Linked DNA regions of Homo sapiens: region 2 is linked to region 1. The links are chromatin contacts, found by Hi-C or POLR2A ChIA-PET in ENCODE. All regions are on one chromosome and are shown on one strand. The core of a region is the stretch at or near the end of the contact, and the rest is flanking DNA. Distances in the headings are between cores, read along the strand shown.

Evidence for each region. A loop is a pair of places that touch in the nucleus more often than their neighbours do. ChIA-PET counts read pairs that join two places held with the same protein, here RNA polymerase II (POLR2A). Pooled maps may share reads with other maps.
Region 2: a loop to region 1 is called in a map of Right ventricle myocardium inferior, with 9 times the contacts of the local background. The contact joins two enhancer-like sites. A Hi-C loop is called at or near these places in 2 of 168 maps with a recorded cell type or tissue (HepG2 and Right ventricle myocardium inferior) and 7 of 50 pooled maps. POLR2A ChIA-PET finds 5 or more read pairs at or near these places in 3 of 52 experiments (Caco-2, HepG2 and WTC11).

The regions. Positions count from the first base shown.
Region 1 is chr1:3,290,053-3,293,981 of GRCh38, forward strand. All of the region lies in intron 3 of PRDM16 (PR/SET domain 16), which reads left to right. LOC124903828 (collagen alpha-5(IV) chain-like) reads left to right here. Exons shown (of 2, transcript XM_047436627.1): 1 at 1-3,929. Among named protein-coding and RNA genes, the nearest start is that of ARHGEF16, 160 kb to the right of the region's middle. RefSeq lists an enhancer at 3,213-3,507. Within about 2 kb of position 2,164, at least 4 of the 41 ENCODE cell types and tissues checked have a DNase peak (open chromatin) inside an H3K27ac peak, as active enhancers do.
Region 2 is chr1:3,347,044-3,351,360 of GRCh38, forward strand. All of the region lies in intron 3 of PRDM16 (PR/SET domain 16), which reads left to right. Among named protein-coding and RNA genes, the nearest start is that of ARHGEF16, 110 kb to the right of the region's middle. RefSeq lists enhancers at 1-2,758, 1-665, 666-1,465. Within about 2 kb of position 2,173, at least 8 of the 41 ENCODE cell types and tissues checked have a DNase peak (open chromatin) inside an H3K27ac peak, as active enhancers do.

The sequences.
Region 1 (3,929 bases), core at 914-3,413:
CTGGCTTTAAAAGTGTGCTCGTGAGCGCAGGGTGTTTTTCCTGAATGAAAACTCACAGAGTGCATGTGTCATGCTGATGTGACAAACCCGGGCGCTGTTCTCCTGGGTATCACACCCTACGACTCCAAGGCTGGCCCGGCACAGGGGCTCCCCTTGAGGTGGGCAGGTTTCCAGGCATTTGGAAGTAGACATGGGAAGGAAGGAGCGACGGGGTGGGAGGGATCTGCCTGCCAGCCCACAGGGCTCAGGGGTCCTCAGAGGTGTCGCCCCTTCCATGCTCAAAATGGCTGGAAGAGGAGAGCCTCTCAGTATCCCCACCTTATAGATGAGGAGGCACAGAGAGGGGGAAATTTGCCGGTTCCCCAAAGAGCCTGCTGCCTCCACCTGCTGTGTTCGAAGCGGTGATTTTTCTCTTGAGGCCCCTGTGTCCTAGCATTTCTGAGCTCAAAGGAACCTGTGTCTGGCCAGCCCCTCCCATGCTGAGGACAGAGGTGAATGCTTGGGACAGCGAGAGGTGGCATCACTGAAGAAGCCCCGTGGCTCCGGCTCCGTCTGCAGGATCCCTCCCAGGACGCAGTGGTGGGCCCAGGCCGGCCAGCGCTGGCTGAAGGAGCACTGTCCCCACAACCCAGGGAAACAACAGGGCTCCAGGGGGACGTGCAGGGAGTGGAAGAAACTCAAGCCGGGAGCTGTGGATCCAAAAATATTGCAGAGTTTCCCGAGGCAGGCCCTACGAGATCCCTGAAACGGGATACGCCGAGCTGAACTTGGCCACATAATGCCGCTCTGTTTGGGAAGGGCCCGGAGCACTGGGGGCCCGAGGTATCTTTCAAAGAGTGATGGTTACGGAAATTAGTGGTGCAGAAATCCATACTCATCATTCATCGGGGGCCTTATTAACCTTCTTACGATGTGATAGGAGCGGCTTGGCCTCCTGACTCCAGGGGCCTGGGAGAGGCCATCCTTGTCTCCGGCTTGGAGGAGAGATGCAGGAGGATCGCCCAGGCAGCACCGGCCCCACCCGCTTCCGGAATCCTTGGAGACACGAGTAGCAGTTTCCTGATGTGATACTTAGGTCATGAGGCAGGGCGTGGACCAGGACGATGCACAGCTGAGAGCAGCCCACACGGCCTCTCTCGGGGTGGCAATAACACTGCCTCAGAGACTGGAGAGAGCCAGGCCCAGGAGACCCCAGTCAGGGCGTTCCCAGGAACAGGGAACCCAGAGAGGCCTGGGCATCACACACACCTGCGCTCACAGTGGCCCCACCTGGACCCCTGGGGGACCCACCCTTCTTCCCCTTCTGCCCCTGTGTTGCTTCCTCTGCACCGCAGGGGCCAGGTAGCTGCCATGGAGTTGTCTGCAGGTTAAGGGAGGCCAAGGAAAGGCATCTGACCTTTGGAAGATACCCCAATAAACACCATCCGCTGTCATCACTGATCCAGCAGCTGAAACATGGAAGGGCCAGCTCCAGGGGCCCACAGGCCTCGCAGAACTCAGAGCTCCACACTCCTCCCGCCCCTGCCCATCCCCTCTTGAAGGGGCCTCACCAGGCCATGGGCTCCCTATTAAGTAATCACATCAATGTCCATTTTAAATAAGGTCTGAATGCTATGAAGCACCCGTGTTGGGTCAAGGCAGCTCTTGGCAGTGCGGGGGAGCTTGTTAGAAATGCAAGTCCCCTGAACCCCAGCACTGGGGGAGACGGGGGTTCTGTGTAAATGCCCGGCAAGAGAGCTGCATTCCAGTTTGAGACCCACTGGGTTGGACATAGCAGGTGAACGCTGGTCCCAACAGCTTCTCTCCTCGAAGGGAACAGTGCACCTCCCACTGCTCGAGACCAACCTGGGAGGCTCCCAGGGCCCCTCCTGGGCCTGTCTCCCCCCACACAGCAGGTGCCTTCTCCCGGGCTCCTTTGGGGCCTACCCGGTGCCTGGCACCCTCAAGATGCCTTTACATCTTGTGTTTTGGGCTTGGCCGCAGGACCCCGCAGGAAGGTGCATGGCCGCTTCAGCAAGGCTGGCGGAGAGGGCAGATTTTCTGGGCCCACAGGCCTTGGCAGGATGCTGGCCTCTCAAGGTTGCACTGACAACCTTGGGCACGTGACGGATTTATTGAGGGGAGAGCAGGTTGAGCTGTTCTGTCCAATGCCGTCGCCAGGAGGAACCTGCCGTGGCCCGGCCTCAAGTCCTGTTACTCAACACTTGTCTTATTATGCTGCAAAGCCAGAGCAGAGCCGAGGTGATAACGCGGGCACGGCAGGCCCGGGCTTTCCAAACCTGCTCATTTTTAGCCCCTGGGAATCAAAGTGGTGTCCGGCTCTGTCCCGCAGCCTTTGATCCTCCGCCCAGTGTCTCCAGCGAGAGAGAAGCAAAGAACACAGAGAGATAAACCACACTTGAGCCGTCGCTCTCCGCCTGGCTGCGCCTCTATCTGGGGCCGCAGCGTCCCCCGAGTGCTGAAAAGAGTTCTCCTGGTGAGCGGCACCGTGACCTTCATTCTTGACCGCGCTGTCCGGATGAGAGTGGCTTGTCCAGACGAGAGTGGCTTGTCCAGACGGAAGGGGAAAGGACGGTCTGCCTGCTCTCCTGAAGGGAAGGGCCAGATAGCGAGGGAACCCACCTCCCTTCCTGTGGGGTGGAGGTTTGGGGGTGGAGGTGGCCCCAGGAGACAGGGGTCACGGAATTGGCGCGAAGGGAAGAATGGGGAGCCCAGGCTGAATGTTCTCCACCAGCACATCGGTGGGGGCTCAGGAGGCCAGTCCCATTGCCAAGCGATGAAACTCTTGTATCTTCGAATGGCCTGGGTGGGTTTCCGGCAGCCAAGAAGCGTGAGCAGCCCTGTGGAAGGAGGGGAAGAGGCACTGGTCTTTTCCTGTTTGTCTTCTGTGGGTTGACCCTCACGGAGGCACTCCGCTCCGGGCATGACCTCGGACTCTTGAGGAGCCTCAGTTCGGCTGTCTTTCTGCAGTTAATTACTAGGACAAGGGAACACATCCAGGTGCCTTTCACAGGGACATCGCCCATGAGGGCAGGGACTGCACCCTATTGACCCTATATTCCACCCCAGCTCCTGGCACTTGGCCGGGGCTCAGACACGTGTTGAGTGAAAAACTGCACATTTGGGCAGAGTTACCAGCAATGAACCTGCCTCTGTAGAGGATCCTAAGTCGGGGCGAGGGGGCCCTCAGTGAAGCCTACAGAAAGCCAAGCAGCCCAGGGGTTCCCTCTCCACCTGAGAAGCAGCGAGACCCTGTCCAGGTCAGCGGGACCAGCACCGCATCCCAGGCCACCCGTGTGTCAGCACATAACCTTTGAAAACACCGTGAATGCCGGCTTTGATGATAATATGTGGGTAAAGGTTGTATTGCTATCTGGGTGATGATTCATCCGTCTGTGAACCGGGACAAGGAGGTAATAGGAAGGCGCGATGGCCAGGGGCAACGTTGGAACGCAAACTTATCAGAGGCAGTGAACTCCGCGCTGCACTAAATAGAATTCCATTATTGTTTCATAAATAGAGAGATTGAAGTACCCAGGCCAGGAACCGATGATCAGAGGGGAATGCGTTTGAGCTCCGCTCTGAATAGTATTTGTTCTGAGTAAGTGGTTGTCTCGGCTAATAGTAGGGTATTTCATTGTTAAGAGCTTGTTGAGCAGGATTTATGGGTGAGTCCAGCACGGCTGTTTGTGCAGGATGCTCAGTGGTCGCCAGGGGTCCGGGAGTCGGCAGCAATGTTGTTCCATCCTTTGTCGGCTTCTCCATCTCCTGGTGAACGTTGCCCCTTGGAGAGGCGATGGCGTGGCCCGGCCCCGGCAGGTGTCTGAGGGCCTGAAGGCACCCCCGTAATCCCAGCACACTCGTGGGTGCCGGCAGTGTGTGAGTGCGTGCGTGTTGTGTGTGCATCTGTGAACATATGACAGGATTCG
Region 2 (4,317 bases), core at 923-3,422, 57 kb after region 1:
CTTGCAGCGACCACCTTGAGGGCCTCACAGGTGTCCAGGAAACCCAGGTGCCCAGTCTTTCCGGGGAGGGTGGAGGGGGTCAGTGTACAGCCCCGGGAGTGTGAGTGTGGGAAGGGGCAGGCGGCCGTCCCTCCCAGGACACTGGTTCCTGGATGATGGTCTTTCCACAAGGTTCTGCACCAGGCAGACAGGCAGAGGGGCTCCATCCAGCCCAGAGGTGGCCCCAATGCTTAAAGCGCCTCCACCCCATTCCAGAAGGAGAAACCAGGCCCAGGGAGGGCGAGACTCTCAGGGCCTCCATGCATGCTGGCCACAGCCACTGGCTCCCTGGCATTGGCCCAGGAAGGAGCCCGGAACACCCTGGGCCTGGCCCACGGTGGTGCAGGTCCCACTGGCGAGAGCCATCCATCTGCTCCTGGAAGGCCCCGCCCTCCTGCGTCTGGTCCCAGGCAGGCTCTGTGCACACTGGGTGGGAACAAGGGCCTGTAGAATCAAGGCAAGAGGCAGTCAGGGGGTGGGGGTGGGGGCAGAGCCGTCTCTCACTGCTGGGGAAGGTCAGTCCTCGGAGTAGCTTGGGAGTCCATGACCCTGCCCCAGGTCCCACTTTGGAGTCATTTGGCTCTTCTCAGACTTCTGGGGTAGCAAAGCTGAATGGGCAGGTTCCGGGCTAAGGAGCAAACACCATGCCTAGGCCTTGGTGAGAGCTGCGGGCTCCCCTGATCCAGATCTGGCCTGATGCCTGCTCCAAAGCCCCTGAGGGCTCTGGGCTGGGGCGGGAACAGGAAGGGCAGCCACCTGGTAGTGTGGTCAGGAGGAAGGGGTTCCTTGTGCAAAGCAGCTGCCCGAGCCCATCCCCTGTGACTTCAGGGTCCTGGCAGTGTCTGTGAGCAGCCCCAGAGCTGGTGCCGGGCACTGAGTTCCGTGAGCCTCTGGACACGGGGCTGTGCATCTCGGTGGCTCAGTCTGCTTTGGCCGAGGCTAGAACCGAACTTCTGGTCAGGCTGCCCATGCCTCTGGTCGGAGCACGGGGCAGCCTGTGTCCATCTGCTGGCAGCAGGCAGAGTTCTGCCCAGGTCGCAGAGGGGTTGCTGAGTCTCCCCAACCCACGTCCCAGCCTGGGGGGTCTGGCCCAACCGTAGCCCTCTGGGCCCCTGAACAGTTCTGCAGGGTTTTGGCTGCAAGGATGAGGCTCGCTGGCTCAGCCCAGGACCATAGGAATCTGCCCATGCCATGCAGCCCTCAGTGCCCACAAAGGCTGGGCTCCAGGCCCTGAGCTTTTTGGAGCAACTACTCGGCTGCCTGGCCAGGTCACTCGTTAGTATTCGTGTGCTAGGGCCCAGGAGAAGCAGAGAGTGGAGAGAGGCCAGCGGTGGGGGCAGCTCTTCAGCACCATCCCCAAAATCCGCGGGCCAAGGACATTTGGACAAAGAGCTGTCTTCATTGAGAGCAGTGGGCACGGCTTCTGCTGCCCACAAAGGCGGCTTGAATGGGCAGGGACAGTGGGGAGGGACATGCACGCTTCTTAAAGAGGCCCTCCGCCATGGCCTCCAGCAGAAGGAGGGGGGCTTCCCCGGAGCTTTGAACTCACAGTGCCCCTCTTGAGACATGACCTTGAATGTCAGGTGCCACCAAGCCCTGTCCCTGTCTCCTGACACTAGCTGTTCAGTTCTTCACAGGAACAGTCTGTCCTCCCCTCTGCCCTTGGGGACCGGGGCCGCAGTGAGCCTGGGGTGGGGGCCCTGGGGCTCACCCAACTCCACCCACTCTCCCAAAGAGCTCAGAGCTTCCCGCATCTGCAGTGGGCAGTTTTTCCACCCAGGCCAGCAAAAATGAGGGAGCGGCCCATGTCCTAGAGTCCGTGGTGGGGAGAGGCACCTGATGGGGCACCTCACTTTGAGAGGCATTAAGAGAAGGGTCCACCGGGGCAGCGCTGGCCTGGGAACAGCCCACTGGCATGGCTCTGTGCTCCTGCCTTTGGTGGGGGTGGGGGCGGGGCCCAGCATGGCCGGAGAGGCTGGGGCTTTGTAATAATCACCATAACGATTATTGAATTTGAAAAGCCAGGAGTCAATGCATTTCTGCACGATTTTGTCAGCAACAAACCACAGCCTCGCCCTGCCCCACCTCCGTCCGCATAGTGCCCATGGCCAGGCTGTCTGGGCGCAGCATTCCTGGGCCTGCTCTCTGGCTCCCAGTGAGGGTCCCCGCCCCACGGGAGATAAGATAGAGCTGGTGTCAGGGAGGAGGTGTGGACGGGGCCGCACCGGCACGCTGTGAGTGATAAAAGGGGCTTTGGAAAGGTGCTGACGTGGCACCGTGCTTAATGAGGTCATCGCCGAAGCTGCTGCCCCGATAACCTGGAGGTCAGGCTCCCAGCAAGTGGCCATGGCGGGAAGCAGGGCTGTCTGCACTGCCCGTCTCCACCCAGCACCCAGTCGGCGCAGCCACTGGGTGCCCATGGGGCTTGGCTCCGAGCTTATTTCAGAGCTGTCATCCTCAACCCAAGGGTGTCCTTGTCCCGGGGCAGCTGACCCCTCTTTCCCACTGGCTGGTGTGCTGGCAAGGGTGGCGGAGGAGCCGAGGCAGCCCGGCAGAGCTCAGGGCCGCCCGTGAAAGCCAGCCTTGGATGGTAGCTTCCCCTCCCTCCCACTCCAATGCACCCCGGCTTCCTGCGCTCTGGGGGTCTTCAAAGCTCCCTGGCTGAGCTGTCTACTGGGAGCTTTCTGTTCTCAGTGTTCACAGAGGCCTGAGCTCTGCTGGCCACGGTGCTGGGCTTGGGGATTGAGGAGCCTCCAGCCCTCAGCCTCCGCAGCCCCCGCAGCCTCCAAAGCCCGGGGCTGGGCTTGCTCAGGCGCCCTCTGCCGTGAATGTTTAGCTCTGCTCCCTCCCACCTCTTGAAAGCAGCCTCTTCTGTGCCTAGCGGGGTCCTGAGCCCTGGAGGAGACAGCAGTCAGAGGCCTGGACCTGACTCCTGTCTTTGAGGGGGGAAGAGGACAGGGCAGAAAAGACCTGGGGCCAGGTGCAGTGGCCCAAAATCCCAGCACCTTGGGAGGCCAAGGCGGGAGGAAGCCCAGAAGTTTGAGGCCAGCCTGGACAACATAGCAAGACCCTATCTCTACAAAAAATACAAAAATTAGCCTGATGTGATGGCATGTGCTGGTAGTTCCAGCTACTCAGGAGGCTGAGGCAGGAGGATCGCTTGAGCTCAGGAGGTCCGGGCTACAGAGAGCTGTGATCACACCACTATACTCCAGCCTGGGCGAGAGAGTGAGACCCTGTCTCAAAAAAATGAAAAGAAAAGATCTGGAAGTGGGAGGGGAGGCGGCTCTCTACCTCCAACCTGGGCACCCTTGAAGCCACCCCCTCTTTCCCTCCTGGGCTCTACTGCTCCGTCTGTGCAGCCTGGGGCTGCAGTCAGGGTCAGGTTTGGTGACACTTGGATCCAGACATAATGTGTGTTAAGATCAAGGGCCCCGGGCTGATGTGGCCTCCCAGCAGCCTGCAGGACAAGGGGAGGGGACCAGGGTGGCAGGCAGCTGTGGGCGGGTGGAAAGCAGAGCTGGGAGCCAGCCCTGCCCGGCCAGGGCTCGGGCACAGCTTGGCTCCATGCAGGGCCCTGGGAGCACCCAGAAGGCAGGGCTTTGGCACCATGCAGCCTCCCAGATGGCCGGGCCGGGCTGGTTCCTCCCTCCCAGGACAAGAGCTTTGTGTCTGCCGACTTCTTCCCAATGCCGCGTCCAGTGTTTTCCTCTTTCTGGGCCTCAAACTCTTTTTTGAGGCCAGGTGGGTGGGGCCCAGCCAGCGCCAGGCACTTCTGGCTGGGGGATATACACCCCCCAGTCCTTGCAGAGCCCACTCTGAAGGGGACTTGGGGATTCACTTCAGCTCTCGCTTTATTATGGAGCCTGGGAGAAAAACAAGTCAGAAGACCATTTCCAAAAATAGCCAGCAGAGAGCGGGAACTGTCTGCAGAGCTGCTGGTTGGCGGCCCTCTGGGCAGGGGCACAGACAGGCCAAGAGATCCCCGTGTCCTGGGAATGGCCGCTGGCTCGCTGGGCCAGACGTTTTGGGGGCATGTTCACCAGCTTGTGGGTCTCTGAGATGTGGGTCTCAGAAGCACCTGCTTCCCACGGGGTCCACCCCGGCCCCTGGCCAGTGCCAGCTCTCATCCCCACCAGGCACTTGGGTGGCCACAGGGTGTCCCTCCCGGTCCCTCCAGGTGGAAAAGACTCTGTTTGGCACAGGCATTTTGAAGACCCAGGAGAGACTTCTGATTGAGGAACTCCTGCTCTCCTGGGCTGGGTTTAGGGAAAAAGC